Regions from separate parts of the Mus musculus genome. Here regions 2 and 3 are each linked to region 1. The links are chromatin loops, found by intact Hi-C in ENCODE. Cell type or tissue: left cerebral cortex. All regions are shown on one strand. Each heading gives the region's core, and the rest is flanking DNA. Links, peaks and the distances in the headings are about the cores only. Region 1 has its middle 5.4 kb from the start of Gja4. Region 2 holds the start of Gm52707 (a long non-coding RNA gene). Region 3 holds the start of Dlgap3 (DLG associated protein 3).

What was found. Peaks named below come from ENCODE experiments on the same cell type or tissue, not always from the same donor. Only the 100,000 strongest peaks of a DNase experiment are listed, where the experiment ranks them.
Region 2: it touches region 1 in a loop (3-fold over the local background); 16 of 42 quality-filtered maps call a loop at or near these places.
Region 3: it touches region 1 in a loop (2.0-fold over the local background); 3 of 42 quality-filtered maps call a loop at or near these places.

The regions. Positions count from the first base shown.
Region 1 is chr4:127,314,062-127,324,870 of GRCm38, forward strand. No RefSeq gene overlaps it. Among named protein-coding and RNA genes, the nearest start is that of Gja4, 5.4 kb to the left of the region's middle. In left cerebral cortex, for the core only: CTCF peaks have their summits at 3,297 (motif pointing left) and 5,800 (motif pointing left); DNase peaks (open chromatin) are centred at 3,268 and 5,786; H3K27ac peaks cover 88 bases.
Region 2 is chr4:127,230,054-127,240,862 of GRCm38, forward strand. It overlaps Dlgap3 (DLG associated protein 3), which reads left to right. Exons shown (of 12, transcript NM_198618.5): 9 at 3,482-3,966; 10 at 4,915-5,006; 11 at 5,332-5,475; 12 at 6,097-6,969. The coding sequence ends at 6,315. Gm52707 (a long non-coding RNA gene) reads right to left here and starts at 3,509. Exons shown (of 3, transcript XR_003955281.1): 1 at 3,307-3,509; 2 at 981-1,344; 3 at 1-386. In left cerebral cortex, for the core only: CTCF peaks have their summits at 5,858 (motif pointing right) and 6,147; DNase peaks (open chromatin) are centred at 2,182, 2,621, 3,893, 4,831 and 3 more places; H3K4me3 peaks cover 1,017 bases; H3K27ac peaks cover 5,638 bases.
Region 3 is chr4:127,164,324-127,175,132 of GRCm38, forward strand. It overlaps Dlgap3 (DLG associated protein 3), which reads left to right and starts at 4,881. Exons shown (of 12, transcript NM_198618.5): 1 at 4,881-5,042. In left cerebral cortex, for the core only: CTCF peaks have their summits at 4,284 and 5,112; DNase peaks (open chromatin) are centred at 3,443, 4,045, 4,248, 4,846 and 7 more places; H3K4me3 peaks cover 5,380 bases; H3K27ac peaks cover 5,448 bases.

The DNA of each region.
Region 1 (10,809 bases), core at 927-8,926:
GGGCTCTGGGGAGCAGGGAGGCGGGGCCTGGGAGGGACAGACTCCCAGGACCCGCCCAGATTGTGCTTCTTTGGTTGCGAGAGATGGAAGCTGTCTTGTTTCTCTGCTCTGACGCCCTCCGGTATCCCAGACTGCACTCCCCCCCCAGGTCCAGTGCCCTCCCTAGGTCCGCAGCAGGATGTGAAGGCGATTTTTTTTTTAAGCGAGAGGAGCTGGCAGATCTGGCACCTGGTCCGGAGGCTGTAAGGAGTGGGTGGGGTAAGAAGGGAGACTCATCCGTGTGCCCAGCTTCTGAGGCCACTGGACCCACATTGGAGAGGGGTGAGAATTCTCCCTTTCTAGAATCTGGTTGATCTAGGGGTCTCTACTTCACCAATCCTGGGCAGGCTATACCATCAAAAGTCACTTAGGAACGCTCTAGGGTCCTTTGATCTGAGAGTGGAAGTGGAGGGAAGCTCCTGTCCTTTAGCTGGGTTCCAGTCGATGCCTCTAAAAGAGAGGAAAGATCTTCCTGGGGAATTTGGAAGCAGGCAGAGCCCTGCTTCACTGTGAACGAAGAGTGTGGGATTAAGAATCCGCCTGCAGCTGGGAAAGCCACAATAAGCCTGCCAGGCCTGGTTTCCTACCCTCCTTACTAGATGCAGAAATTGAGCAGGGTAAGCCCCGTGGGTAACAGTAAAAGTGTAAAGGTGGGATCCAGGGCATCACGGGGTGTGGTTAGGGGTTGAGAAAGCCAGGCGGTGCAGAACAGCATCACTACCTTGGAGCCACCAGGTTTGGTTTCTTGTGCTAACGCCCAGAAGAGGCTGGGGGACCCAACCATGAGGCTTGTCAGAGCAACGAGGGTCAATCTTACCCTCCTCTGCCCTGACCCTACCGAATAGTGATGGAAGGATACCTGCTTCGGAGGGCCTGCCAAAGCCCCCAGTGTGCTGTATTGGTTCTAAAGGTTTGAGCGAGGACCTGAAGTCACTGAGATGTAAACCCTGAGCTTGGGAGGCTGAAGGAGGCAGAGCAAGAGTTTCAGGCCAACCTGGGATACATGGTGGGAACCTGTCTAAGCAAACAACCAACTCCACAAAACACAAATACACAGGCATGGTGGTACAGGCAGCCTGTAATCCTAGTTCTGTGGAAAGATGAGGCTGAGGAATTAAAATGTCAATGGTATGGGGCTGGGGTGTAAATATTGGTTGAGTGCTTGTTCAGTACTCACAGAGCCTTAGGTTCTAGCTAGCCCTGGTGGCACATAAACCAGGTGGCACATGCCTGGAACCTCACAGGAGGGGGGGGGAGGAGGAGGAGGAAGAGGCAAGAAGGTCAGAAGTTCAAGGCTGTCTTCTCCTTTGTGAGTTTGAGGTCAGCCTGTGGTACATGAGACATTGTCAGGGAGAGGAGAGGCAGGGGAAGAAGAGAAGGAGGAGGGAGGGAAGGAGGGAGGAAGGGAGGAGGGAGAGAGAGAGAGAGAGAGAAAGAGAGCGAGAGAGAGAGAGAGAGAGAGAGAGAGTTCAAGGACAGTCAGCAATTTAGCAAGACTCTTGCCTCAAAATGTTGAAAGAAAGAAATTTGGCGGTGTAGTTGAGCAGTTGAGCCCATGCCAGGCTTGTGCAGGCACAAGGTTTCTGTCTTTGTTGTCCCAAGTATGACCAACCTACCTACCATCCAACCAAGACCATCACAAGGCCTGACAGAAAGGATCTGCACTGTTCCAGGAGAGGGCAGAAAAGCCAAGGGAGGTTGGGGCCTAGGATTGGCAGGGTCTAGGGCAGCTGAGGGTGAGGAAGTGGCTGGGGCCTCCTGGGCCGGGGCAGTCCATGGGTAGGCTCAGACTGCAGACCAGCATGGTTACTGCCTGAGCTCAGGCTAGACAGGCTTTCCCTTCCAGGCCTCTCTTTCTCTGAGGGCCGGAACAGGCAGGGCTGAACGGAGCCTCCTGGGATTCCACTAGGGACAAGTGCGCCGACGTAGTTCTGACCCTTGAAGGCGTGGGAACAGTGTCTGCTCTGGTAGCTTTTCTGCCGAGTTGCCTTTGAGGTTGGGCCTCAAATCCTTTTGAAGGTTTTGCTCCCATCTGGTTCCCAGGGAAGTGGGGGGCAGGGGAGCTCATTGAGGACCTCGGGGTGATGCCAAGGTTGCTCCAACCCCTTCCTGGACTCTGAGATCAGGTGTCACAGATGAAGAAGGGGTAGGGGCCAACCAACACAATATTCAAAAGTCAACTCTTCTGAGGGAAAATGTCCCTGGATCGTCACTCTTCACCCCCACCCCTTTTGTCCTGACCCTGTTCAGCCTGCCACCAACTCAGTGACCCCAGATGGTCTCCTAGCCTCCACTCAGCCTCTACATTTTTGCAGAAACCTGGCTATAAGGTTGCCCTGTTTCAATGCCAGGCCGGCACTCCGTCACCAGCCCCATCCAGTCATTCTCTGTCGTGTCTGTGTGCACCTACCTTTGTGCATGGCTCTGTCTTCTCGGAGCAGCCTCACGTGTGGGAAACTCTCACACGTGGATGCCTCCAGCCCCTCAGGTCTTCGCTGAGATGTCTGTCATCTTCCCCAGAAGTTCCTTTGCTGGCCTCCACTGGGTCAGATATGCCCTGCAATTCCTTGTTTAAAGCTTTTTAGATGTAGTTAATATATGTAATACTATATGATATGTAAATATAGATTTATAACACATATGACTTAATATATAATTATATATATATATGCATTATATATGTATATATGCACACACACACACACAACTCGGTGGCATAGACCAGTAATCCCACCATTCATGAGGACTGCCAGTTATGGGCTAGCTCATACTATACAAGATCTTGTCTCAATCAGAACACAGTTCTTATCTCTGGAGCCAACTATGACCGACCATGCCCTGGGAACACATATTTAAGTTACCCCAAACGTCATGTTTCATCATGGCAACTGTTTTATGAAGGTTTTTGTTTTGTTTTTGTTTTGTTTTGTTTTGTTTTTTGTTTTTGTTTTTAAATAACAGAACAAAGTGTTTTAAGAACTATGGATGGTAGAAGAGCTGAAGAGATGACTCAGTGGAGGTCCTGAGTTCAATTCTCAGGAACCACATGGTGGCGCACAGCCATCCGGAATGGGCAGCTGGATGTGTCTGAAGACAGCTACAATGTACTCATATACATAAAGTAAATATATCTTTAAAAGAAAAGGGCTGGGGAGATGGCTCAGCAGTTAAGAGCACTGAACTGCTCTTCCAGAGGCCCTGAGTTGAATTCCCAACAACCACGTGGTGGCTCACAGCCATCTGAATGAGATCTGATGCCCTCTTCTGGTGTCTGAAGACAGTGACAGTGTACTCACATACATAAAATAAATCTTTTAGAAAAGAAAATAAACTGGTAGAAACATCATATATCTGAGTCTTGGCAAAGCAGGGAAGTCCCTCCTGCTGGCCTCAGATGCGTTCAGGATGCTCTTAGCCTTTGGATTGGTGGAAGCTAGGAGTCTGTGTATTCCAAAGATATTACCTAATTGTCCCAAGGGTGTTAGGTGGAATGCAGAGGTGGGCGATACCTGTCTTTGGGGGTGGTAAAGATAACCTAAGGTAATTTGACTTGAGACCCGCTAACATTTCTGCTCCCTATAATTACAGTTCTAATCAGTCAGCTTGGCAGGACCTTTAACACAGATGCAGTGGGTGTGTAGGAGGGCCTCATTTTACACACACACACACACACACACACACACACCCCTATCAAAACAAAACCTGCCAACTCAACCAAGTTAACTTCAACCTGTATCAAATATATTCACATTGCTATGCAACATATCTCCAGAATGGTTTCTCTGGCCAGGTGGAAGTGGTATCCACTGAATGCCTGCCTGCCTTTCTCTTTGCTTCCCCTGCCCCATTACACTGGAAGCATCTTACGGGCAGGCAAGCAGCGCAAAGCAGGGCACCAGGCCTGTAGATGGAATTACCAATTCAGCATACGCTTACTGGGTGCTTTCTGATGCTGTAACACTGTCCGGACACTGTCGGCAGCCAGAGAACACAAGAGATTCTTAGCCTCCTGGACTTTACTTTCTAGCTGTGAGAAGACAGAAAAGACAACAAAACAAAACACCAAAAATAAAATACAAAAAAAAAAAATGGTTAGTGATTCAAACAAATATGGTGGCGGGGTGGGTGTAGGGAACATGAGGCACAGAGCACACGGAGTATCCAGTTTCAAGTTCCTATAGAAGAGAAATTTGCACCAAACAGTTGCCACAGAGGCTGAGCCTCTAAGGAAGAAGGAAGTCCCATGGCTGCCTAGGCATTCCAGGTGCAGAGAACCTGGGTGTCAAGTTCCTGAGGCAGGGGTGTGCCTTGGTGTCTCCTCCCTGAGGGGCAATGAGGAGGTCGGCGTGACTGAGACAGGTGATTGAAAAGGAGTTGAAGAAGGTGAAAGGCTAGTTGTCGGGTAGGGCGGATACCGTCAGGCCCTGTCAGAGATGACTTTTGATCATTGGGGACAGAGGAACTTGTGGTCTCCCTTTGGGTTTTTGCAGCATGTCCCCCCATCAGGACGTGTTAAAATATAAACTATGCGAGTGACACAGGCAGACGCGTGCAGACTGCATCAGGTGGCAGGCCAGCTGGTAGCAAGTCCAGGTCGGCTTCTGCTGTCACAGCTCATGGCCAGTCCACGACAGGGTGCTCTGCTCCGGGAGGGATCTGGTGTCACCATGGTTCTGCCCCTTCCCATCTGGGAATCCCAACTCCCTAATGTTTGTGTGATTCTCAGTTCCTCTTCAGCCAGCCTCCCAGGGTCAGGAGCAGGAGGTGGGGGGGCGGGGGGTGTCTTACCTAGGCCGGGCTGCTGTCAACAGAATACCTGAGCCTCAATGATTTAAACCAAAATGTTCCTTCCATGAAGGTCTGGAAGCCAGAGACCAGTTGTCATGCGGCATGGCCAGGTTCTTGGGAAAGGACATCTGACTGACATATTCACAGGACAGAAAGATCCTTAAAAAAAAATTCTTCCCTTCCTCCACTCCTCCTCTTCTTCTCTCCCTTCAGCTACTCCGCTCCCTTCTCCCCCCCCCCCCCCCAACAACCTCATGTGGCCATGCTGGTCTCAAACTCCACATATAGCCGAGGATAGCCTTGAACTTCTGATCCTCTAGCTCTTCCTGCTGAATGCTAACATTAAGGGAACGCTGTTACACTCAGCTCTGTGGGTGCTGGAGATTGAGCCCGGGGCTTCGTGCAGGCTAGGCAAGCTCTCTAACCAACTGAGCCGTTTTTCAACTCATCCCACACCCTTTCGTTTTCGTTTGTCTTTTGAGTCTCCTTGTGTGGACCAAACTGTCCTCAAACTGATGATCCTCCTGCCTCAGCCTCTCAAGTGCTGGGAGTTTAGGTGGGTGATACCATACTGGGTTTCTCCTGTCTCTTTTTATAAGGACACTAATCCCATTTGACAGGGGTTTACTCTTGACCCAAACATCTTCCAAAGGTCCACTACCTAATATACCATCACACCGAGGGTAGGATTTTAATATATGGTTTGGAGGTGGGGGGGGGGGGAACAACACAAAATCAGTCCACACACAACACAGTCCTGTGTTCTAGAATGAATGAAGACAAAAAGTTCTCTTGGTTGTCTGGGGCTGTCGGGTGTGGTGCCCACGTGTACTACACTCTGACTTGGAGACTTCTAAGTGGCATCTTCATCCATGGCAGGAATGAAGGATGCCTGCTCTGACCCCTCAAGCCTCCCAGAAGGGAAGAGGTGCACTCCAAAGGGACATGAGTGCCACCTAGTGGTAAGAGTGATGATTGCTGTGAACTTAGTCATGACTGCAGAAAGATACAAACTCCTGGTGGATCCGTGCACTGAATGGATCTCTGTCAAAGGCTCAATGCCCAGGGCTGGGCAAAAATTTAGTAGGCATCTTATCTATTCCATGCCAGGAAACACCATGGTTGATTATCCCGTCCCAAAAGTCATGCCACCACAAACATCCCTTTGCCTGTGCATTACAGGGCAGGCCGTTATGACATTGCTTTGCTTATGCTGCCATTATGACTCTGATCACTTTGCCTTTGTTGATTCAGGGCTGCCACCTGGCCCCTGCTCCTTTCTACTTTGGGGCTCAATTAAACCCACTGCACTTAATTCATGCAACGGTGCAGCAGCGCCTCCAACCCTAAGGTCTGGCACAAGGAAAAGGGCAATAACAGAGCTCTTCAAATGTGTTGGTACACCTATCACCATTTTGCACGCCACAGGATTAGTGAATGGCACATCTTCTGGGCCTTTCCATTGTGGAGAATTAGGTTTTACATAGGGTACCTGCTCTGACGTCATGGTTTCCTTCAACTTCCTTCATCAACACCAAACCAGGGGATATCGGGCATCTTTAACTCCATTTCAGTCGGCCATCTTTTGACAAATGCTTTATCTAACCATTCAAACACCTTCCACATTCAACCTAAAAATCTCCACTCAATGGGCCCATATTAATAAACTCAGCCTGACCCAGTTTTATGTTCCGTTCACCATTAGCCCATGCCCTTAAGATCCATTCCCACACATATTCCTCAGACTTCTGCTTGAATTAATTAGCAAACTCATTAAGCTCCTTAGTAGTACCTCATGAGTAGTACTTCCTTGCGAACCACACTTTCTATCTCTCCGCTACGAGACTGCCTTAAGCTTTGGTCTGGTTATAGATCTAGAGACAACTATTGGTGGGCCCTGGGGGACATCAGTATTGGCTTGCCTGGCATCTCCTTAAGAGAAATTCATGCTGGTTTAGCAGACAATGAAGGGTTAATTTCCTCAGTCAAAGGCAGAAAATATTGCAGGGGATGGGAGCACATCTTCTGCTGAGGATCGAAAGTCCTTGGTCCTCCCACACATCTCCATTCCAAGTTACAGGACCCCACTCTTTACCACTTAGTGCCCTTACTTTAACACCTTCTGGGCCTGGGACATGAATTGTCTTTGCAGTTCAGCCAGTCTCATATTGAAGGCTTTGGCTTGATTTTCTGGAAGATGCTGGAGGGGTTAGGAATGAAGCTTGGTTGTGCTTGCCTAGTGTCGTCGTCACTGTTCTATTGCTGTAACAATAGAACCATACCATGACCAAGGCAACTTATAAAAGAAAGCATTTAGCTGGGGGCTGGCTTATAGTTTCAGTGGCTTAATCCATTATCATCATGGCGGGGAACATGGGGGCAGGGAAGTAGGCATAAGATGGAGTAGTAGCTGAGAACTCACATCTGATCTGAAAGTTGCAGGTGGAGAGATGGGGAGACTGGACCTGGTGGGGGCTTTTGAAAGCTCAAAGCCCAGCTCAGTGACATGCCTCCTCCAGTAAGGCCACACCTCCTCCAACAAGGCCACACCTCCTAATTTTTCCCAAACAGTTCACTAACTGGGAGCCAAACATCCAAATATACGAGCCAATAAGGGCTGTTCTCATTCAAACCATCACACCTACCAGGCACAAAGATCTCCGGTTGATCCTTATCATAAAACTAGGCATAATGGTCCATACCTGTAACTCCCACACTCAGGGGATAGAGGCAGGAGGATCAGGAGTTCAAAGTCCTCCTCAGCAACATAGCAAGTTCAAGGCCAGCCTGGGTGACCTGAAACTCTTTTTAAAAATTATTTCTAGCCAGGCAGTGGTGGCACACGCCTTTAATCCCAGCACTCAGGAGGCAGAGGCAGGCAGATTTCTGAGTTCAAGGCCAGCCTGGTCTACAGAGTGAGTTCCAGGACAGCCAGGGCTATACAGAGAAACCCTGTCTCGAAAAAACAACAACAAAAAATTTCTATTAATTTTTTCATAAATATGTTTGATCATATTCTTTTTCCTCCCCCAATACCTCCCTGATCTCCCCCATCTCTCTATCCACCCAATATCATGTTTTTTCCTCTCTCAAAAAAGGAAAAACAAAAACAAAAGAGAAAATCAAGACAAACTTAAAGCATTAAGACAAAAATACCCAAACCACACCAAGACCATGGAGTTTGGTTTGTATTAGCCAACTACTCCTGGGCATGGGGTCTGACCTGCAGTGTGGTGGATCTATCCAGTGCTACTCCATTGGAGAAAACTAATTTTCCCTTATCTAGCAGGCACCAATCCCTCTATTGAGCCCCTCCCCTTAGGGCTTAGGGATCCTCCGTGCAGCAGAGGAGGAGGAAACCTGGTGGGTGACTGCAAAGGAAAGAGTGTCATGCAGACAAGAGGGCTGGTACACACATGAGCTCGTAGAGACCTTGACAGTACTCACCAGCCCTGCATGTGTTCAAGCCAGACAAAACCCCAGTTCTGAGAAGTGAAACAAGGCCCCACTTCCAGCCAAGAAGCGATTTGAAACTCCTGAATATTTTAATGAATTAATGAATTGATTTTAAAAACGTATTCACTTTACATCCTGCTCACTGTCCCCCTCCTGGTCACTCCCTCCCACAGTCCTTCCACCACACTCTCTCCCCTTCTCTGAGTGGGTGCCTCCTGTTCGTATCCCCCCACCCTGACACTTCAAGTCTCTGAGAGGTTAGGTACTTCCTCTCCCACTGAGGGCAGACAAGGCAGCCCAGCTAGAAGAACATATCCCACAGACAGGCAGTGGCTTTTGGAATAGACCCTGCTCTAGTTGTTGGGACCCACATGAAGACTAAGCTGCATATCTGCTACACACACACACACACACACACACACACACACACACACACACACAGCTAAACAGAGAATTCTCAACAAAGGAATCTTGAATGACCGAGAAGTGCTTGAAGAAATGTTCAACATCATGAGTCATCAGGGGAGTGCAGATCAAAACGATTCTGAGGTCCCATCTTAGACCCATCAGAAGGACTAGGATAAAAAACTCAAGCGATAGCACATGCTGGCAAGGATGTGGAGCAAGTGGGAACACTCCTCCATTGCTGGTGGGAGTGCAAACTTGTCCATCCACTTTAGAAATACATTTAGCAGTTTCTCAGAAAACTGGGAATAGTTCTACCTCAAGACCACTCCTGGGCATATATCCAAAAGATGTTCTACCATCCCACAAAGGCATTGGCTCAACTATGTTCACAGCAGCTTTATTCATAATAGCCAGACACTGGAAACAACCTAGATGTCCCTCAACTGAAGGATGGGTAAAGAAAATGTGGTATATATACACAATGGAATACTATACAGCTAAGAAAAACAAAGTCATCATGGATTTTGAAGGCTAAAGAATGGATCTTGGGTATATCATTCTGAGCGAGGTAACCCACTCCCCCAAAGGACATGCACGCTGTATATTCACGAATAGGTACATTTTAGCCATAAAATGCAGGATGCCCATGTTATTCTCCACAAACCCAAGAGGCTGGACAGGAAGGCGGGCCCAGGCAAGGATGCTTGAGCCTCACTTGGAAGGGGAAATGGGATGTGGGGTTTTATTTTGTTTTGTTTTGGTAGTGGTGTGTGGCTGGAGAGGTAGCTCAGTGGTTAAGAGCCCTTGCCGAGGGGGAGCTGTCCCCTTCTTCTGGACTCCTTGGGCACCTGCACTCATACACACAAACATACCCCCCACAGACAAATATACACACACACATGATCTAAAAAAAATTAAAGGAAAAAAAGATAGACAATTCTGAAATATGTAGCAGCAAACAGGTAGCGATCACCCCTCCCTGGGACCTTTGTAACCACCCAGCCCAAGCAGAGAGCTACCTGGGTAGAGCCCCACCACCAGAGACTCTCCCAGACACGGTCACACCTAGGTATTTCCTGGCTCCAACATCACTGTGCTAATGTTTTACATGCTGTGTCTCCTTTGATCTCTGTAGCAGTTCCTTCCAGAAGGAGCTGTTCTGAGTGTTGAGCTGGGTCCTTCTGCCCTTCAGAGGTTCTCCCCACCCCACCCTACCCCACCCCGCTCTGTGCCCAGGGAGACTCATTGTCACCCACAGCCTCAGCAGGCCCCCTTGTGTTCTGCCTTCTGGTTGGGTTGGGTCAGCGAGAGGTGGGGATTATTGGCTCCTATGGTAAAATGCATCCTCTCCCCCCTGCCCATTATCCCGCTGGCACTGGTCCCCACCTTCCACCCCTGAGACTGCACCAATCCTCGGGTGCTCTAGGAGTTATTTCTATTGCCCCACAGTGGAGGGTGTGATCTCTTACAGGGGAAGGAGCATGAGGAAGCTTGGTCACTCCAGCCAGGAAGCCCAGAGCTGGTTGCATATTGGTACCTTCACCCTTTCTATTCAGCCCAGGACCGAAATCTCTGGAACGGTGCTGCCCACATTTAGCTCGCATCTCCTCACATTAGCCCAATATAGACAGTCTCTCACAGGCACAGCCCTGAGCCCGTTAAACCCGGTTGACTTACCCACCCCTTAACGGCCACAGAGAGCAAAGGTGAACCACAGCCTGTTGTGTTTTTGAGGTGCCCTGACTTCTCTTTGCCCTCATTGGCTGGCAGCCCACTGCCTCTCGCCGTTGGTTTTAATGGTCACTGCATGTTCCCGAGGGTTGGTCTATGCTTGCACAGGGCTCAGTTTCACATTTGGGGCTGGCTTGGGATGCTGTTTCCCTTAAACAACAGGTCGTGGGCACACTTGGGGTGGGGCTGTGAGCAGAGTTGTAAGGCAGTCTGTGTTTCTGACTCCCCTAGACTAGCTAGCACCTTGAGTTTAGGTTCCACGTGGGCAGGCCAAGACTCTCTTCCAGCTGGTGTGAATAAGTTTGGGGGAAATTGACAGAGTTGAGCTGGGCGAGGCTGGGATGTGAGCAGTCTCTAGAGTGGCTACATGCTTACTCTACTATGAGT
Region 2 (10,809 bases), core at 1,010-9,009, 84 kb before region 1:
ATCTGAGGGCCATGCTTCACCGAGCACAGTAGCTTCTCAGCTCCCTCAGCCTACCTTGGGATATATGGGTTGAGATGGTTTCCTGAGGAGGGGGGCTTAGACCCACAAAGCCTAGTGTATTTGGTGTTTCTGTCCTAGATAGTGTGGAGTCCGATGAGTGGAATCCTTTCAGGACTTCCCAGAGGTCAGATGAAGGCGTCAGACCAGTGGAGCCCAAGAGCATAGTGTGTTGAATGGGGAATGACCTTCCAGAGGCAACTTCAAGGAGGAAAACTTTACTTTGGGTTGGAGTTTCAGAGAGTGCAGGCTGTCACTGGGGGCAGGCATGATGACAGGAGTCTGTGGCTTGTTCCTTTATTGCAGATCAGGGAGCGGAGAGCCCAGGCCTGTATCAGAAATAGAACAGATAGTCCTCAAGGCCCACGGTGCAGTAGCCCATTTCTGCCACTTAGGTCCCAGGTCTCAAAACTTCCACCACCTCCCAAACATTGTCCACAGTTGGGGACCAATTGTTCGTACACAAGAGCCTGTGGGGTTGTTTAGGACTCAAAACTCTTATAGCAGGAGCCAGCCAGTGGTGGCACACACCTTTAATCCCAGCACTAGGGAGGCAGAAGCAGGTGGATCTTTGAGGCCAGCCTGGTCTACAGAGTGAATTCCAGGACAGCCAGAGCTACACAGAGAAACTTTGTCTCAAAAAAAAAAAAAAAAAAAAAAAACAAAAACAAACAAACAAAAACCCAAACCAGGGCTGGAGAGATGGCTCAGTGGTTAAGAGCACTGACTGCTCTTCCAGAGGCCTTGAGTTCAATTTCCAGCAACCACATGGTGGCTCACAACCATCTGTAATGGGATCTGATGCCCTCTTCTGGTGTGTCTGAAGATAGCTACAGTGTACTTACATATATAAAATAAATAAATAAATCTTAAAAAGCAAAACCAAACAAAACCAAACAACCATCAAAACAACCAAAACTTACAGCAGGGAAACACGTTGAGATGGTACCTCTTCAGAAATGTAGTTGTTGGGAAAACATATCGTGACCCCCAGTGTTGGCAAACGCTGGTGCTTAGAAGGAACTAGAGGGCCAACTGGAGTTCAAAAGCACAAGTATTCCTAGGGAACCAAGAGAGTATAGCCAGCCATACCTGGCTGTTATCAGAAAGAGAGACTAATCAAAATAGTGGGGTTGTTCTAAATGCAGGAGGACTGCTGAGGGGCTGCAGAGCTGACGAGTGATCTTGAGGGCAGTCAGGGGCTTGAGCAGAGAATGTCAGGAAGCCAGAATGAAAAAGGCCATCTCAGGCAGGGGAACTCAGAGAAGTCGGTGGTCAGGATGTAATCTATTTTAGGGGGGTCAAAGGAGAAAGCAGAGAGGAGGCTGAAGATGTGGTGCATCCAGAGTCAGGTCAGGGCTAACACCAAGTTTGAGCTTTCCCCTGCTGGTAGTGGGGAGGCATGGGGAAGGGTTTTGAGCAAGGGGATGACCCAAAAGAGCTTACCCTTAGGAATACTGGTCTGGGCAGGGATTGCTCAGCTCCAGATTTTTAACATACACAAGATATTTAGACAGGAAATACATTGGCAAGGATTGTCCTATTCCTACGGGACATTAAACCACATTCCTATGGTTTTATATGTGTGTATATGGTATTTGTCATGTATATGTATTTATATATAGTACATTTAAAATCGGACTATTTGTTCTTTGTCCTGGCTGTCCTGGAACTCACAGATACCTGCCTGCATCTGCCTCCTGAGTTGCTGGGGTTAAAGGTGTACACCACCACTGGGGGCTACTTGACTGTATTTTACATGCAACTTCATACATATTAGATGGCCTGCATGGAAAACTTCCCTAAGGCACAGTGACAAAGCCAGCATTAGAACTCAGGTGTGCTCCCTGGTCCCGGGTACCTCCTTCCCTTTTGCTGTCCTGAATGAAAGCAGAGGTATCTGATAGGAGGTAGCCCTGGGCCAGTAGTGAACATGAACGGTGCCCAGGGCAGATACCAAGGTGAAGGGCATATGGGAAGCAACGGAAATATGGGTTTTTTTCCTCTCTCTGGGTGGGGGTGGGGACATAGGGCTCGTTGGAGACTGCACACGAGCGAGCGCATCTCTCTTTCCTGAGTCCTGCAGCATCCTTCTGGGTCTGGTTTCTATGGCAACAGGCTCCCAGCAGGCAGCCTGCCAGCTGGAAGGAAGCAGGCAGGCAGGCTTGGAGAGAAGGCCTGGGCCACAGGAGGAAGGTTGAAGTTGTAGGGGTTGGGGGGAGGCTGGGAGAGTCTCCTGGGAAACTGGACAGGCCCCTGGAGATGTCCCATAGGACCCTGGTCTGTTTTGACCATGAGGAGGTGGAGGTAGACAAAGACCCATGGACCTTTTCTTTGAGGTTCTCTAATTCCCAGACTATTTCAACTTCTGTTCCCCTTTGCCCTCCCTACCCGCCACCTAACTCCCACTCCTTAAAGTCTTGTCTGCCCCCCACCTTCTGTTTCACAGGGGCTCATTGACTTCCTTGCAGAAAAAGAGCCCCTACTCTGAACTCAGAGTGGGTAAAAATGAACAAGGCCAATTGACTTTCTGTTTTGCATAGGATTTGCATATAATTAACTTAAAGACAAGAAACGTTCAGGCCCCGGTGCCATCCCTGCCAACAACTTAATTCAGCTCCACTGCCTCTGGCAGACTGTCTGGCCAGGCTCTGGGCTGAGCCATTGGGGTCCCCAGGGGTGAAGTCTCCTCCAGCGCTGTACGCCCCCACCATTCCAAGCTGCTCCCAGGCGGCTTCTTGGAGCTGGTGCAGCCCTGGGCCACATCCTGGCTCTGCCACTCTGAAGCTGGGTGACCTGGGACCCTCTTTGAGCTCCATGTACTCATTATTCTGCAGGTCCAGGAAATACCGTACAGCCAGGGCAAACCAGCCTAGACAGTGTTTCTAGAATACTCTATTGTAAGCTGGGTGTGGTGAGTCAACACTTATAATACCAGTACTCGGGAAGTTGAGGCGGGAGGATCACTGTGTGGGATCCATTGTGAGTTCCAGGTCAACCTGGGGGAACACAGGGAGACCTTGTCTCAAACCAGCAAAATTCCAAACAAAAGAAATAACAAAATGTTTCTGAATGCCTTGGTCAAAAGCTACCAACACCAGGGCCCCAAAGCTGGGGTCTGTAGGTCAGTGTCTGCGCTGCTTGGAGTATTCCAGCATCTCTTCTGGTCATAGGTACAGGCAGTTAAATATTTTGACTGCTACTGGCTGTTTAGTGTCAGTGCAAAAAGTAGGTATAGTGGGTACCTACCAGCTCCAAGGATTTAATTGGTTTCCTGTGTATGGATTGGTGGCCACTGATTTGTAGGTTCCTCATCACAACAGCCTTCCTTCCATTTTTGGGGGAGGGCTTGGAGTTTGGATTGAGGGTGGTGACCTGGGGTGACTGGAGCAGGAGCAGAAATGATAGGCATCTCCCTCCACAGGCGGGCGAGGTTCAAGCGCTCCAACAGCGTGACAGCCGGTGTGCAGGCAGACCTGGAGCTGGAGGGCCTGGCCGGCCTGGCCACTGTGGCCACAGAAGACAAGGCCCTGCAGTTCGGACGCTCCTTCCAGAGGCACGCCTCTGAGCCCCAGCCCGGCCCTCGGGCCCCCACCTACTCAGTCTTCCGCACGGTCCACACACAGGGCCAGTGGGCCTACCGCGAGGGCTACCCACTGCCGTATGAGCCGCCGGCCACCGATGGGTCGCCTGGCCCTACCCCTGTCCCAGCCCCCGGTCCCGGGTCCGGCCGCCGTGATTCCTGGATGGAGCGGGGTTCACGTAGCCTCCCCGACTCAGGCCGCACGTCCCCCTGCCCACGGGATGGCGAGTGGTTCATCAAGATGCTGCGGGCAGAGGTGGAGAAACTGGAACACTGGTGCCAGCAGATGGAGCGTGAGGCGGAGGACTATGAGCTGCCCGAGGAGAGTGAGTCCGCTGCCATCCACACAGGGGAGAGGGGCGCTGGCATCCTGTGCTGGATAGCGTGGGCAGGCGCAGGGTATCATGATGGTAGCCCTGGCTGCAATGCACCAGCAGGTCCCTCCCATTCATGCTTGGTCCTTCAGTGCTAGAACTTGAAGTTCTTACTGGGAACAGGACATCTTTAGAGGCCAAGGCTAGGACTTAGGAGGATCATGACCAGGCCAAAAGCTAGATTTTCTAGTAGGCAGCTACCAGTCTAAGTCACTAACTCCATGGGGAACAATCTGTTCAAATCTGAGCAAGTGTAGCAATCCAGTCTAAGCTTGACAGTGAGGCTGGGACCACACGACAGACATTCTGATTTGAGCTGTTAAGATGGGACTCTCCCAGGGGATGCTGGGATTCCTCAGCGAGTGAGGAATTCAGAGGAGGCAGTTCAAGCAAGAACGAGTCTGAGGAAGAAATGGGAGGGTTGGCATGGAAGATAGCCCTGTCACAAACAGTATACCCCTTCCCTATGAGTCCACTCTGAAGGGAGCCATAGGCTTCCCACAGAATCCCTAACCAGAGATGAATCAAAATTTTTAACAAACCAAGGAGGCATGTACTGATTAGTGACAGAATACGGCCAGTGACTGACCATTGAGCTGATGTTCTGGCCAGGGCTGGAGGGCTAGACAGGGAACACAGGTGGGAGGCCTTCCTCCTACAGAAGGATCGGCACTTGGTAAATGCAGGCTGTGTAATGGAAGGAGCTTCACTGAGGATGAAAGTTCTCGAGGTGGCTGGATAGGAGCTGTTGTAGGCAAGTTTGAGTATAGGATGGGAAGGGGGCTGGAGGAGATGAGCCAGTACACTAGTCAGGAAGTGAGCATCTCAACTTCCTGGGGAGTTAGGAAAGAGAGATCTCACCCCCGCCCCCAGCCCCTTGAGCCTCCTTCTGTTCTTTAGTCTTAGAGAAGATTCGCAGTGCCGTGGGCAGTACGCAACTTCTCCTGTCTCAGAAGGTCCAGCAGTTCTTCAGGCTGTGTCAGCAAAGCTTGGTGAGTGTCTGTGAGGAGAGAGTGAGGTGTGTGGATCTGACAGGTGACCCAGCGTGACTGAGAGATAGGACCAGGTCTGTGGACTTGGAAGGGTGGCTTATGTGTGGCCCAAAGAACCCAAAAAAAGTCAGATGTGACTTGTTGGAGTACAGAGCCTCAAGGTTGGGCCCGTTGTGCCCAGGCTGGAGAGACCCTGGCTTTTCCTTGTCCCTGTTGCCCATTCCTCAACCCATTTCCCTAGACTGAGCATAGCGTTCCCTGAGCCTGCCTGGGGTCAGACCTCCCTGACTGGCTGCCCCCCCCCCTGTGTGTCCCACCACGGCAGGACCCCACTGCGTTCCCTGTGCCCACCTTCCAGGACCTGGCCGGTTTCTGGGACCTCCTGCAGCTCTCCATTGAGGATGTGACCCTCAAGTTCCTGGAACTACAACAACTCAAGGCCAACAGCTGGAAACTCCTGGAGCCGAAGGTGTGCTTGTGGGACCCGTCAGACCAGGAAGCCACACTCTGTAATGTCCTTCTCAGAAAGGGGTGTGTGGGTGTGGAGAAGTCACAGGGAAACAGACGCACGGGCAGCAGGAACAGCTTTAGATAAAACAGCCATGCTCCCTGGCCATTGCCCTGTGCTTGATCCAGCTGTTCACACTGCTGCACACTGGCCACCTCTGACCAGCTGCAATGTGGGGAGTAGAGCTAGATTTTCTAGGCGATGTTCAGCCTTCTACTGGCTAGACTTATGTCTGAGATGAGTGTCGCAGGTGAGACTAGGCCAGCCCCTGGAGCCCTTGACAATGCTCCCCACAACCCCTCAGCCGGCATGTAGGTGCTAGCTGAAAACGGCTTCACCAGGGGGCGCTCGAGCCCGTTATTCTTTGGAGACCGGTACAGGGGTTTTGACCAGCTTTGACCTCGTGCGCCTGCAAGCCTCCAGTCCCAGCGATGTGGCCAATTCTAGACGCTGTCCCATTGGGAGACTCACGAAATCCATCCCATGGGGAACTTGCACGGGGGGGAGGGCGGGGGACGGGGCGCAAGTAGGGATGCTGCGGTGCTCCCCGCGGCTCGGCTCAGCTCTGCGCTCTCCCGACAGGAGGAGAAGAAGGTCCCTCCGCCGATACCAAAGAAGCCCTCGCGGGGGCGGGGCGTGCCGGTGAAGGAGCGCTCCCTGGACTCGGTGGACCGGCAGCGGCAGGAAGCGCGCAAGCGGCTCCTGGCGGCCAAGCGCGCCGCCTCGTTCCGCCACAGTTCGGCTACCGAGAGCGCGGACAGCATCGAGATCTACATCCCCGAGGCCCAGACCAGGCTGTGACCCGCCCGGGCCGCCCAGTCCGACCCGGGCCCGCGGTTTTCTACCCGTACTGTACACCCAGCGTCGAGGTCACTGTGAACGCGGGCAGCTCCGTGCGCCCGCCCTGCCGGCACCGCACGCCCCGGCTTCTGCCCGCCGCGCTTTCGTGGGTTTTTTACCTTCCTGATCCCACGCAAAGGCGCCCGGGCTAGGCTGGGGGTCGTGCCTCTCCGCCCTGCGCCCCTCACTTGGAACTCCCATCTTCCTGGTCCGACGCTTTGACCCCCTCACCTTTTTCCCCCCATGGGCACCATCTCTGCCATTATTTTACCCCTCCACGGGCCAGGCCGGGCCGGGTCCCCCATCTGGGCTCTGCGTCCCCCCCACACCCCGCGGGGCTGGGCTTCGTGGGGATCAAGCTTCGTGGCTTTTTATGAAGAATCCCGAACCCCGCCTAGGAGCCCGCCCCACCTTCCCAGGGCTCCACCCTCAGCCCTCTGCCCACAGGGCCCAGGGACCACAGTGGCTGGACCAATCCAGGACCAGGGCGCCTGGGCCTCTCCCCTTTCCCACATCTGGGGAGGGGAGACAGGGGCTTTCCCTCACCACACCTGTGGCTGTTCCCACATCCCTTTGAGTATCCCAGGAAAAATAAAACCGCAGAACTGCACCGGAGCCAAATCTCTCCAGAAGAGGCCACCTGGGGGAGCCGGGGTGTCTAATAAGATGGGGGTGTGGGAAAGGAAGACAAAGGGCCAGGAGCTTGAGCATTCTTGGTTCGGGACCTCAGGGGTTGTCTAAGCCCTTTGGGAGAAGAGTTAGCTGAGAGAAAGGGGATCCCGGTCATCCCAATAAGGACTTGTGCCTTCTGAGAGGGGTCCTGCTGGTGTGTAAAGGAGAGGGAAGGGACCCATTCGCCCCTCATTCAAACCAGGTCCCTTTGCCTCCCAGCCTTGTCCCACGTTCAGTGCTCGGCCCACGGCACGTGTACAAATGAGCATAGATGGGGTGGGAGGGTGGGTGGGGCCCTGGTTATTGTTAGAAATCACCGAATGCGCATTCGCTTTCCAAAGAGGACAGGCAAGTGCTCTTCCTTGCTCCAGCCTAATCCAGTCAGCAGCTGCAAACTCCAGATTCGCACTGCCATTTTCTCTGATGCTTCCTGTGGGTGGACACTTCGCAGGAGTTATAAAGGACACAACTTCACTGAGAAACTTAAAGGAGGCACTCCTAGGTTTTTGAATGCCTCCTGAGGGTCTGCCAAGGGACCAGTGCCTCAGAGAGAAAGGGCTTATGAAGCTCAAGGAGGCGTAAGTGGGCTCTCCAGAGTCACAAAGCTAGAAGTAGTGGGCCCAGTCAGGTCCGAGGCCAATTCATGACGTCTTTTTAGATCTGTGATGTTTCCAATTTAGAAGGAGTTTGACAACAGCCCCCTCCCCCTCCCCCCCAAAAGCCCTTTTTATAGTCCCTTCCGGTTGATGTCTTACCCTGAGGCAAGAGGAGAACAGCCTTGGTATTGGCTGATGTTTGGGGCCACACTGGACCAGACAATTCTTACTTATTTGTTCAGCAAATGTTAGTCTCTGGCAGGCACCACGGAGGTATCTTATTAAAATTGTGTGTGTGTGTGTGTGTGTGTGTGCGCGTGCGCGCACGCCAGCGGTCAATAGTGTGTGTCTTTGGTCATTCTCCAGCTTGGTTTTTGAGGTTCAGGCTTACAGTTTGTCTTTTCTGCTCTAATAGCTGCCACCAACCCCCAGGCGTCCTTCTATCTTTGCCTCCTCAGTACAGAGATTACAGGCATCCACTTCCGTGCCATGTTTCTAATGTGTGGCTTCTGGGGATCCACATTTGGGTCCGCATTTTTATAATCACTTTACCTACTATCCTTACCCACTTTACCCAGCTCTTAGTTTCTGTTTTTGTTTTGTTTTTGTTTTGTTTTTTGAGATAGGGTTTGTGTAGCCGTGACTGTCCTGGAACTTGCTCTGTAGACCACTCTGACCTCAAAATGATAGAGACCCTCCTGTCTCTGACTCATGAGTCCTGAGATTAAAGGCATGCCCCCTTTTACATTTTAATTTTATGTGCATGGATGTTTGCCTGTATACATGTCTGTGTGTGACATGTGTTACCTCGGAATTCAGAAGAAAGCTTAGGTCCTCTGGAAGAAGACTTTGGACGGTTGGAGCTGCATGTGGCTACTGTTGTGAGCTGCCAGGTGGGGCCTGGGGATTGAACCTGGGGCTTCTGGAAGAGAGGCCCATGCTCTTAACTGCTGAGCCATCTCTCCAGCCCCCTCCAATGGGCTTTAAACAACACTGCAGGTGATTCTGACCCCCAACCAAGTGTGGGAACATTTGGACGTTGTCTATCTTCTTTAAAAAAATTTTTATTTATTTTATTTACATGAGTACACTGTAGCTGTCTTCAGACACTCCAGAAGAGAGACATCAGATCCCATTATAGATGATTGTGAGCCACCATGTGATTGCTGGGATTTGAACTCAGGACCTCTGTAAGAGTAGTCAGTGCTCTTAACCACTGAGCCATCTCTCCAGCCCCACTGTCTGTTTTCTACTGGGTTTCCAGATGGGGCCTGGGTAACACTACTCCTCTTGAGACTGCTTTTTGTTTGTTCGGTTTTTTTAAAGTCCTGAAAATTGTAAGTTTTGAGTGATCAGAACAATTCTGTGTAGCAGATTTTGTGACTTTCCAATGAGGAGACAAACTTGGAGAGCTTAAACTCCTTATTCCTAATCCTGAAGCTAGGGCGACTCAGCCTGCATTATCCTCAGGCCACATTCCAGTGTTCAGAGGGGTCTGTGTCCCTGCTCAGAAACAGGGCTAGGTTTCCTGAAATCATGCAGTGATGTAAGTAGGCTCAAGCATGCCAGTGCCAGTAGGTCTGGTCGTCCTGCTCTGAGCGTATGCTTACAATGTCCCCAGGAGCCATCAGAGTGGCACACACCCTAGTCCCAGCACTTGGGAGGAAGAAGTAAGGAGGTCTCTGAGTTTGAGGCTAGCCTGGTCTACTTAGCAAGCTCCAGGACAGACAGAGCTACATAGAGAGATTTTTGTCTCAAAACTATCAAAATAAAATGTCCTCAGGATTGAGAATCTGGGGTGGTCTCTTGGTATTGGTCTTGTGACCTAGGAGAGATAGTCCTTGGGTACAAGTGGCTCTCCGCCTGATAGTAACCAGGCACAGGAGCAGAAAGCTGTAGCTTGAAGAGGGACCTGGTCTCAGAGGAGCTGAGCTCGTGCCATATACAGCTATAACAGAACGCTGATTCTAGGTCCTTCATAATGAACAGAGTTCTGGAGCTGGGAGGTCTTAATTCTAGATGGCAAATGCTGGGTGTGATGTCACATGTCTGTAATCTCAGCATGTGGGAAGTGGAGGCAGGAGGATCAGAAGTTTGAGGTCCTTTGTAGTTACATAGCGAATTTGAAGTTATTCTGGTATATATGAGATTCTTTCTTAAAGACAGGGTTTCATGATGTAGAGCAGGCTAGCCTTGAACTCACATTGATTCTACCCACCCCTGCCTCCCAAGTGGTAGGATTAAAGGCATGTAAGACACCATGTTCAGTGAGACTGTCTTTTGTTTTTCTTTTTCGAGACAGGGTTTCTCTGTGTAGCCCTGGCTGTCCTGGAACTCACTTTGTAGACCAGGCTGGCCTTGAACTCAGAAATCCTCCTGCCTCTGCTTCCCAAGTGCTGGGATTAAAGGCATGCATCACCACAGCGCCCCTCCAGTGAGACTGTCTTAAACAAAGCAAAACAACAAGAGCAAAAATAAATAAATAAATAAATAAATAAACCCAAACCAAATGCATGTAGCGGGGCACAATAGTGTGTACCTGTAACCCTGCCTACTTGGGAGTCTGGACAGGGGGAGCATTTGAGCCTCTTTCAGAGGCAGCCTAGCTAACATATCAAGATCCCATCTCCACAGTAAATAACTGGTAGTGCTAGTGAGTTGGTTCAGTGGTTCAGGCCACTTGTTCTTGCAGAGGATTGAGATTGGATTCCCAGCACCCACATGGCAGCTCATGGCTGTCTGTAAATCCTACTCCAGGGGCTCTGTTACCTTCTCTGGCCTCCCTGGGGACCAGGCATGCACGTGATGCACATACAGCCATGTAGGCAAAATACTCATACACACAAAATAATAAATCTTCAAAAAAGCACTAACCACCAATAAAATGACAGCAATAACAACAACTAGTTGTGGTGAGGCCTGGTTGTAATCCCAGCACTTTGGAGGCTGAGGCAAGAAGATTGCAACGAGTTCAAGGCCAGTGTAGACCACACAGCAAGACTGATTCAAAAGGGGTCCGAAGAGATGGCTCATCTGTTAATAGCACTGGCTATTCCCAGCACCTACATGATGGCTTATAACTGTCTGTAACTCCAGGTCCAGGGGATCCAATGACCTCTTCTGACCTCCATGGACACTAGGGATGCATGTGGTGCACAGACATACATGTAGGCAAAACATTCATAAT
Region 3 (10,809 bases), core at 993-8,992, 150 kb before region 1:
GCAAAGTCACATGGCAAGAAAAAAAAAGCTATTCAGAGACAGTCGAAGAATTCATCACTCTCTTTTATCAACTTAAAGGTATTTTATTGAGAGAGATAGATGGAAGAAGAATGGTTTGTGGGTGGAACTTGCAGTGCTAGGGTCAACACATCCCAGAAGCTCAGTTGTCCTGTTTCTCTGTTAGTTCTTCTCGGGCTACTTTCCATTTAAAAGAGTCTGGAGGCCAAAAGTCTACCAAACCACAGCTCTTAAGGTCAACCAAAACATCAAATGAAAAATATGCCCTATTTCTTGGGCACCTCTGGAAGACGGACACGTCCTTGGCATTGCTCCTCTCTGCTCCCCGCACTGCATCTCTTTCTCCAAGGATTCATTTTTCAAGCGTTTCCTTCTCTTCCGGTTAAGATCACTGCAGGGCCCACAGTATATTTCAGGAAGGTGTGAAGTGCTCATTTTCATGGGAAGGGCTGAAGCTACCAAAGAAGAGCACGGCCCATGGGCCAGCTACTGTATAGCAAGAACAGGCTGGTCCACAGAAGGCAGATGCTTGGACACCTTCCATGTAATCCAGCTCGGCCAGCCTCAAATGATACCCTTTTTGCAACAGTTCTACCTAGACCTCAGTGCTAAAGTTGGCTTCATGCTCTGTTCTTTTTTGGTTCTGCTTTCATTTATATTTGGGACTTAGTTTTCTCACTAGCACATTGATATATTTAAGAATATTTTTTAAAAAGCTTATCTTACATTTTACTTTATATATGTATGTATATATATATTATTTTTTGTAAGACATGGTCTCATGTATCCCAGGATGGCTTCAAATTCACTAAATAGTAAAGAATGACCTTGAACCTCTAATCTTCTTGTCTCTACTCCCCAGGTTTGGGGATTACAGATGGGTACCTCTGTGCCTAGTTTGTTTGTTTTTTGGTTTTTCAAGACAGGGTTTCTCTGTATAGCCTTGGCTGTCCTGGAACTCACTTTGTAGACCAGGCTAGCCTCGAACTCAGAAATCCGCCTGCCTCTGCCTCCGGAGTGTTGGGATTAAAGGCGTGTGCCACCACGCCCAGCACCGTGCCTAGTTTTATATGGTGCCTGTAAGTATCAAACATGCTAAGCAAGCACTCTACCATCGGAGGCACATTGCCAGCCCTTACCTATCACTTTAAAAGTTCATTTGTTTTTGTTTTTATTTTCTGTGTGTGAGTGTTGCCAGCATATATATATATATAAAATCAGAAGAGAGCATCAGATCCCTTGAAACTGGAGTTGAGAGTCACCATGCGGCTGCTGGGAGCTGAAGCCTGGTCCTCTGCAAGAGCAGCAAATGCTCTTACTAACAATCTCTCCAGCACCCTGCACCGCCCCCAGGATTTATTTTATTATTTATTTTGGCTTTTCAAGACAGGGTTTCTCTGTGCAGCCCTGGCTGTCCTAGAACTCACTCTGTAGACCAGGCTGCCATTGAACTCAGAGGTCCACCTGCCTCTGCTTCCTGAGTGCTGGGATTAAAGGCGTGCGCCACCTCTGCCTGGTGCTTTAAGACAGTGTATATAGCAGAATGGCTTTGAAATAAATGACCTCCTTCCTTAGTTTGGAAGGCTTAGAGAACAGACATGTGCCAATATGTCTTGGTTGATTGACAGTTGGGTGACATATCTTTGCACATATGTTTCGACCCAAAACTCTCCCAATCTTTCTGGTTCTGCTAAAGTGCTTTCTTTATGCATTCTTGATTGCCTTTCTTAACCTAGACAGAGCTAACTATTGCATATAGACTTTAAAATTTTATTATTTTATGTGTGAGTGTTTTTGCCTGTATGTATGTCTGTGTACCACACGTGTGCAGTACTCTCAGAAGCCAGAAGGGAGTATCGGATCCTCTGGTACTGTATTTTCAGATGGTTGTGAGCCACTATGTGTGGGTGCTGAGAATTGAACTTGGGTCCTCTGGAAGAGCAGCCAATGCTTTTAACTGTTGAGCCATCTCAGCAACCCCTGCTTCTAGACTTTAAAAATACATTTGTGTCTACCTGTTAGGCATAGAATTTCTTATTTTTCCTTTTTTTTTTTTTTAATGTATGTGAGTACACGGTCACTCTCTTCAAACACCAGAAGAGGGCATCAGATCCCATTACAGATGGTTGTGAGCCACCATGTGGTTGCTGGGAATTGAACTCAAGACCTCTGGAAGAGCAGTCAGTGCCGAGCCATCTCCCCAGCCCAGACATAGAATTTCTAATCTAGGGGTTATACTTTACAGAGTGTTGAAGCCCCATGTTAAAATTTTATTTAAATTTCAAGATGGGCTGGGAAGATAGTTCAATTGGTAAAATGCTTGCTTTACAAACACAAGGTCCTGAGTTTGATGCCCAGAACCCATATTTAAAAAATAAAACAAACAAACAAAAAAACCAAAAAAAAAAAAAAAAAAAAAACCCAAACCCCACAACTAGTCCTGGTACTGAGTACTTGTAATCCCCAGGCTGAGGTGGCAGAAATAACAGGATCTCGGGTTCACTGGCCAGCCAATCAAACTTGCTTGTTGAGCTCCAGGACAGTGAGAGACACATCCCCTCAAAGAAAGTGGATAGTGTCTAAAGAAGAACACCAGAGACAGTCCTATGCTGTTATACACATGTGCACACATGTGCACGAGCCCCTCCCCCCCACATACATGTTCTCTCACACACAATCGATAGACAGTGGTGATGGGACAGTGCGAGAGAATGAGGTCCTTCTCTGTGTGTGAATAATGGCAGAGGTCAGATTTCCAGGGAGTTGGTCTAGAGAGCCTTTATTAGTGGCTTAAATAACTATTGTCCTTATTAATTACTGGATTGGTGTTCTCTATCTGAGGTAAACCTGTTTGATTAATTAGTAGGTTCCAGGACGGGAACTCCATCGTGTTCTTTCTGATTTTGTTTGAAAAAAATCTAAACTTTAATAATTTATTTAGTGTGTATGGGGGCACGGGCTGCGATGCTTGCACTTGTGTGGAGGTCAGAGCAACTTGGGAGAATTAGTTATTGTCTCCTTCTACTGTGTGGGCTTGGGGGATGTAACGCAGTCATCAGGTTTGTCACCAGGCATCCTTACCTGCTGAGCCACCTCACCAGCCCTTAGGTTCTCAATGTGAAAACATAGCTCTTTGGTAATGGCAAAGAAGAAAAAGCTGTATACTAAATGTCCGTGTTCATTGTAAAATGCCTTCCGGTTTACAGAATACGTCTTAGAACTGACAGAGCATGGCGGTACCTTTTAGCATTCTACATGATGACTGTTCTTATGCTCCATGGGAAATGAGACATTTCTCTCAGTTCTACAAAGTGTTCCTGAACCAACTTTCTATCTTACTTTCTCTGACATCTGCTCTTGGCTGAATAAATGCTGGTCTGGGAATTGTCTGCAGCCTCACTACATGATTGAAGGGACGATTGAAGTGGTCTCGTGGGCGGTAAGATAGTTGGCTAGTCTGTTCATCTCACTAGACTGCTTGGTTTCCCGCGGGGGAAGGGTCCTCTAGGTCCCTTTTTGTCATTTATGTAATGTGGCACCTTAAAAGGTCCCTCTAGGGAATGGGTGTGGGCTTGGCTCCAGGTTCTAGCTCCTTAGGACCCACGAATTCTACTTACCGTGCCTCAGTTTGCCCGGTTACTCAAGGAGGAGAGACAGTGACACCAAAGAAATACAGAGAAATAGGAGTCATTGTTGGGGACCCTGACTCAGAACATCTCCCAAGGTCTGTCCCTAGGGTGGTGGACTGTCTCAAGGCTCCAAAGCCCACACCTCACCACCTTAAGTTTTCAATACCAGACAAGGTAGAGGATGTAGCTCGCCTTCTACCACAACTTGGAGCGCCCGCGTGCCCTCAACACCCGCCGGGAAAGTCAGAATTCAGAACCGGCCCCTCCCCCATCTCCTCAGCCCCTCCTCCTGCGGCTTCCCCACGCGGCCCCCTCCCCCCCATTACAGCATTGCTCTGGGCGCCAAGACGGATTCCAGCCAGGGACTGCTGCAGTCAGCTCTCAGCGCTTCTGCAGCTTGTGTCCTGGCTCTGCAGCTTCGCGCTGTGCTTCGGACAGTCCCCTTTCCCCCCTCTACCCCACCCCCGCCATGGCACAGCCCCTGGCTCGGGGCCCAGAGGTGGGCGGGCACAGTGGGCACGGGTGGGGCCCCCAGCTAAGACGGCAGGTATAGCGGGGTTATCCCTGCACACTGGGGATTGCCTCCGCTGGCGGACTGTGGGTGAGGGACGCCTGTCAAAGACTCGGAGGCCAGGCACAGCGCCCCGCCCTGGCAGGGGTGGGGCAGAAGGGACTAGTGCGGAGAAGGGGGACTCCTAGAGCCCAGGCCAAGAGCTGGGGTCGGGTTTACAGACCCGGGAAACTAAGGACAGGAGCCTAAGAGGACGTGCCTGCGAGGGGGAGGCTGTGTGTGACATTCAGGGTGTGACTGCCTCGGTGAGGCAGCCGTGTGTCTCCCCCAGCTGCCCGCGCTCTGGGCTTGGGTCCCGGTGCCCAGGTCTGCTGTGCGCGGTCGTGACACCGAATGTGCTGGTTCCTGGGTCTTCGGTACACACCGACCCGGGGGACCACATTCGCACCCCCGAGCTGGGCCTCCCCGGCGCTGTCGCTCAGAGACGCGGGCGCTCCTCCGGGACCGCGGCGGCTGCCCGCCGGCTGCGACCTCGGTCCTCGCGGGGCCGCTGCGGGGGCGGGGAGCGCGGGCCCCCTCCCTGTCGCGGGCTCCTGGCTCGGCCGCCCTGCGCGGGGGCGGGGGCGGGGGCGGAGCGCGCGGGCGGGATCCCCCCGCCTCCCCGTCCTGGTCCCCGGGAAATCCAGCCTCCGTGGCTTGGCCGCCTCCGGCTCCCGCGCCCGCGGCCGCTCAGCACTCGCTCGGGGCTCCGCAGCTGGCGCGGCCCCTCCGCCGGGGGCTCCGCAGTGTCGGGTCCGGGAGCCCGCACTCGCTCCCGCAGCCGCAGCGCCCCCGGCCCGGGCCGCCGGCACCATGTAACCCCGGCTGGAGCCCGACCGGGCCAGGTAAGCAACCGGGAGGGGTGGGGATCGGGCCGCGCTTGCCGCGCCCTCTGCAGCGCCCCCCAGGCTCAGCCCCGCTGCAGCCCCGGCGCCGCCCACGCCCGGGGCTCCAGCGGCCTGGACTCCGGCCCCGAGATGGGGGGGAGGGGCTGGGCCTCTGCGGCCGCCCCCGGCCTCACCCTGGGCCTGGAGGCCGGCGTGACTGACCCCGGGGACGGGTTGGGGACCACGCGCTCCGCAGACGCGCTGTCCCGGCTGGGGCCGCGGGAGGCCAGCCAGCGCCCGCCCAGCCCTTGCCCGGCTGGAATGGAAGCTTGGGTCTGGGAGGGAGTAGCCTGCTGGCTGTGGGGGGAAGTCGTGGTGTTGGGGAGATCCGGAAAGAAGTTTCCTCTGCAGGTGTGTGAGCGTGCATGTGATGAGGGTGTCACCGTGTGGGTCTGTGGGTGAGTGAGTGTAATGCAGTGAGCGTTCAGGGTGTTAACCGTCCATGAGTCTGTCGACATATGTGTGGTTGAGTGTGTGCTGGCACTGTGTGGCTGTGTATGTAGGTGTCTGAGTGTGTGTGTATGAATGGACGTGCGTGTGCATGTGCATGTGCGACTATCTCTGTGAATGGGTCTGGGTATGTGTACTGTGTGACTGTGTGGGAATACATCCAAGCAGGGTTCACCCACACCTGGGTTTTGCCCCGCCCCCATTCTTGGTGGGACTTAGCACGGGAAGATCCTACTTTTCCCGAGGTCAGACCGCCCCCTCCCTCCAGAGTCTCCTTATCCTGGACACAGACAAGAGCACTCTGCACCTTCATCTACTTCCTGGGGCACCCTCTGCGAAGTCACTGGTATCTTTCCCTCATGCTGAGTCCCTGCTGGTGGTGAGCCTAAGGCTGTATACCTGTGTGTGGGGATACTTTTTTGGGGGAGGGTGAAGAGTACTAGGAGCTTGTGTTATTTCAATGATGCTTGGCCAAAGGCCCTTTAGAATGAGGAGGCCAGGAGGAAGATCTACCTTGTTAGTCATTGGAGCAGGTGGCTTTTTCCCAGAGTTCCAAGTCCCAAATCTCCAAGTTCTGGGTCGTTGGTTTAGCTCACGGTTCAGGTGGGTCTGTACTTAGTTCCTTGAAGTAGTAATAGAAGAATGTATCTGTATCAGTCTAGGACTTTTGAAAAATTGTTCCTCTCATTTCTTCTTGTTTCTCTAACTGCCTTGGAAGCAAGCTGAGATGCTGTCAGGTTAAGCCATATGAAATTGACAGTATTGAGCAGTTGTTTGTTGTTGTTGTTGTTGTGTTTTTTAACCTGCAAAAACAGCCATTCCACACAGCTCAATCTATTATGATGCCAATTTGCAGAAGAGGATGTTGAGGCTTGGGAAATGCATTGCATCTCTCACAATCACACATTGCCAGACAGTGGTAGAGAAACATTCTCACCCAGGTCTTCCATTGACCCAAGAAACCCAGCTAGGCCACAATTAGAGAGTAGGACTTTCTAGTGTGTTTTCCCTGACACTGGATCACTGCCCTCCACTTCTGTCCACTATCCCCTGAGTGCGTGTGTGGGGTCTACTTCTGTACCCAGCTGTCAGTGCCTAAAAGAGAGAGATGAGGGAGAAGAGAGGAGGGAGGGGAGGGAGAGCTTCGTGAGTTGGCAGTGAATCAGGGTCTAAAAAGAGAGCTGGGAGGGCTAGGGTGGCAGGTGTTTCTAAAAGGAACGTGAATACAGGATGAACAGCCTCAAATGCAGCCCCCGCACTCCCCCCACTGCCCCACTGATCTGGCAGGCAGTGCCCACTGCATTTTGTGCCAGGGGGCTCACATCCAAGGAATGAGCTTGCAGGAAGCTATAGAATGACAGGCAGAGGAAGAACCTTTACAGTCGACTTGATCCAACCTCTTAATTACAAATTGGGGAATCTGAAAGAGAGGAGACCTACTCAAGGTCACCCGATGGACCTGTGGATTCCTAGACTAGTGTCCCCACAGGTAATTTCCTAACCTTCACATTCCATCCCCAAACTCCCCAACCCCCTCAGAGCCGAATGTGCAGGCGGGTAGGGGAAATGAAGACTCAATATGTCTAAGGCTGTCAATCTGTCAGCCTGGGACTCTGCTCTGAATAAAGGAGGTTACAGGTATTTCTGGGGATGGGGATACCTGGCAGACCCACCACAGAGGAAGGTCATGGCCTTGGCTTAGTTCTAGCTGGCTACCAGCGCTGCTCTAGGCCCAACTTCAGACTTCCTTCTTTCTTGATGCCTGCTTTTAGCAGCTGCCTGGCGTTTAGCATCTGCATCTCTTGCAGCTGATGTTGGTGCTTTTCTCCCCCCTCCCCCACAGTTTCCCATGCATTTTTGCCTCTCACTGGGCTGGCAATTTTCCCCCCCTTATTGGGCTTCTGCTGGGTAGAAAAACTTCTGAGTCTTGTCTGATTGAAAAGGGTGTGTAGCTGCCTGAACCCTTTCTGGCCCAGTCTTCCAGGAGTTTAGAGCAAATGGTAAACATAATTGGCCTCATTTTTACTGGAGAGGAAACTGCTGTTGAATGAGGGGCTTTCTGTTTGGTTTCAGGTGACTGAAATTGAGGTGTGTGTGTGTGTGTGTGTGTGTGTGTCTGTGTGTGTGTCTGTGTGTGTGTGTGTGTGTCTGTGTGTGTGTGTGTGTCTGTGTGTGTGTGTGTGTCTGTGTGTGTCTGTGTGTGTCTGTGTGTGTGTGTGTGTTGGGAGAGAGTATAATCATGAAGCTTATTGAGACAAGCTATAGAGACTTTCCCAGTGTCTTCCTACCCCCATGGTCAAGAAGCCTTCTCAGACTTTGATTTTACTCCCACTTGGGGGAGTCAAAGCTTCGTTTCTCAGTGGGGGGTTGGAAGAGCAGCTGTGTACCCTCCACTCCGCAAGCATCATGTCTCAATTCCCTCTTTATCTACCCCCCTTCAGTCTGAAGGCTGCTGGCTCAGCGGGCCTCCTGCCGTCTGGGGAGTCTGGGTTTGAGCTGGGGTGAGGCGGTGGCACCATCGTTATGGTAACAAGCTGCCAGCTCATCGTTGCTAATAACTTGTTGGGCCCCTGGGCTCAGTGCAGCATCCTTTCCCATTAGCCCTTCTTCCCATGTTACAGACAGAAAAAGTGAGGCTTAGGAAGGAGGGGCCTGGGAAGAAGAGAGTCTGAGAAGGCTGGATGGCCTTTCCCCTGGGTTTCTTTGCTAGGGAGCCATGGGCAAAGAGGTAAGGTGGCTTGGGAGCTGAGTTACAAATGTGGTCGCACAGGTTTGATTTCTTGGGTGGTTAATGTGTGACTAGCTTCATGCTTTCATAAACTTGTGCATGCTAGCTGACATGTTCATGTGCACATATACCGCAGCCCACAGGCAAACACACTCCAGGCATCCGAGCACACTTGTGTATGAATACTGCCTCTCCCATCTGCACATAAGGCACCCAAGAAATCTGGGTTTGTGGGGGTGTCCAGGTATGTGGGTGGGGATCTGATCTTTTTCTGATGCAGCTTCAAAGTATCTTGTTAACAAAGGGACAGAATGGGCCCAGGGTTCTTCTTCCTTCCAGTCCAGAGCTCAGTATGGGAGTGGGCTGGGGGTGGTGATACAGGGAATCCAAGCTCTCAGCTTTCCAAGTCTTCTGCCTCCGTGCCCTTTGAGCTCAGGTAGCCCCTGCCCCCCTCCCCCTGCTCTCTGTTCTTTCTCATCCTCTCCTCTTCCTGTGTGTAAATATTAAAAAGCTGAGCCTGCAGGGCTGATGTAGACATGGGGAGAGAATGAAATTAAAAAGGATTCCCTCGCCCCCATCCCAACACCCCCGCCCTGCAGTCCCCCGCTCCTGTTTCTTCCCCTCTCTTTTCCCCTCACTCAGTAGTTCCACATGCCTCTCCTCCCCCCAGTCCAGATGGGAGCTGGCTCCTTCAGAAAGGGGGTTCAGGACAGGGTGTGGGGAGCTACCTCTTCCTTCCTCCTCCCAGCACATCTGCCTACAGGGCTGAGAGCCCCCACGTGAGTATTTATTTTATTTTGGGGTGGTGGTTAAGAAGGAGAATGCTTTTTTGAACCAGCTGTGAGTGGTATTGAGAGGCTCAAGACTGAAAGGAGGTGGGTGGGGTCCTCTCTCTAGCTTCTCCCGGTCTGGATTTCTTCTCTCTTTTGAGACCTTCAGGGAAGGGAGGGATGTGAGGTGTGACAGGGGACTGGAGCAAAGGTGGGAGTTTTATGGTCAGAGCGGTTTCCTTGGGTAAAGCTTCTTTCTTGCTGTCTGCGCTTTGGAACCCCCCCGCCCCCCCTGCAGGGTGGCTGTGGGAACTGTCCCCAGTGCTGAATGAGCCTCAGCAGAGAAGCGCTCCTTTGGAGCTGTCCCGGGTACTGAAAGGGTTTTGAGCCGTTGACGGAAAGGTGCCTGGGCAGTAGTACTGAGGGTTCACTAGAAAAATTCTCCCAAGTGACCCACTTTCCAAGGGCAGAGTCCCTGGATAGAATTATAAATTCTGAGGTCATTCTTATGAATTCAGGCCTCACAGTTGTTAGTGGCATTTGGTAAAAGGACTTTCTTTTCCCTGTTTGAGTTCGCCTTCCTCTTGCCAAAACCTGTTAGTGTGGGGCTAGGAAGGGGCAATGCAATCGTGGCCGTGAGCTTTATTCTTCTGAGATCATACTAGTACAACAAACTTATGGACCCTGGGTGAGAACATAAGTTTCCCTTTGGGTCCCAGAAGTTCAGACTCAAGACATTCCGAGTTTGAGTCTGACAGGGTAGACTATAGTGGATGGTGCTCAAGAAAATTGATTGGCCACTTGGTGCCAACCTGCTAAACCATAACTTTAGATTTGAGAAGAGGAACCCTAAAATATTCTGAAAGTCTGCTGTGCTCTGCCCATCCCCAGCCCTGGCTCAATGCATCATTTGGGAGAGACTTTTGTTGGGGAGGAAGATTTCTCAGCAAAGGATTCAAGGAGTGGGTGGGGTTGTTCAGTGCCATGGAGAAGAGAAGGAGGAGGCTACTGGAGACAGGGCAGCAGGGAAAAGGAAGATCTGGGGGAGTAAAAAAAATCCAAATGGAAGGAGGAGTTCTGGATTCCGACGCTCAGTTTCTCTGGATAGCTTTTCCCCTACTGACCTGCGGTCAGGGTCATGTGAAATATCTGGGTTCTTCTGCTTTGCTTTTGTAACCACGGAGGGAATAGAGCAAGGAGTTATATTTCTCCAGGTCCCGTTCCTTGTCATCCCAGGGGGATGAGAGCCAAATGTCAGGACATGCAGATGAGACAGTGTGTGGGGGAAACAACAGGCAGGAGGGGTTGATGGCAGCTCACCTCCCATCCCCAAGAGCACAATCAAATATTCAAATGGGATCCTTCTGAGTGGGAGGGGCAGGGAACGGTTTCCAGAGGACTCTGGGCAGCCATTGGGTGTGGCAGGAAATTCAAGATGTGAGAGAGATTTCCAGAGGTCTCAAACTGAACCAGTCTCCTTCCCTCCCCTCATAGGACTCCGGGTTAATGAGGGGCCCTTCACCCATCATGTTTTTGATGTAACACAAGATGATTCCCTCTTCTTGAGCTGCTTGAGAGGAGCTGATTTTCGTATGCTTGTGGGTGCTGGGAGGTGGTGGGTGTGGGTGTGGGTGCCTGTTTGGGGAGGGGAGGTGTTTGTGCTCCACTCGGCTCCCTTGGTTACATAACAGCTTTGATAAGGCTCTGGAGCTGCTGCTACTGCCTGAAGCAGTCACCCCTCCACCCCCTCATGGAAGGCTTGGTGTCCACCCCCTTC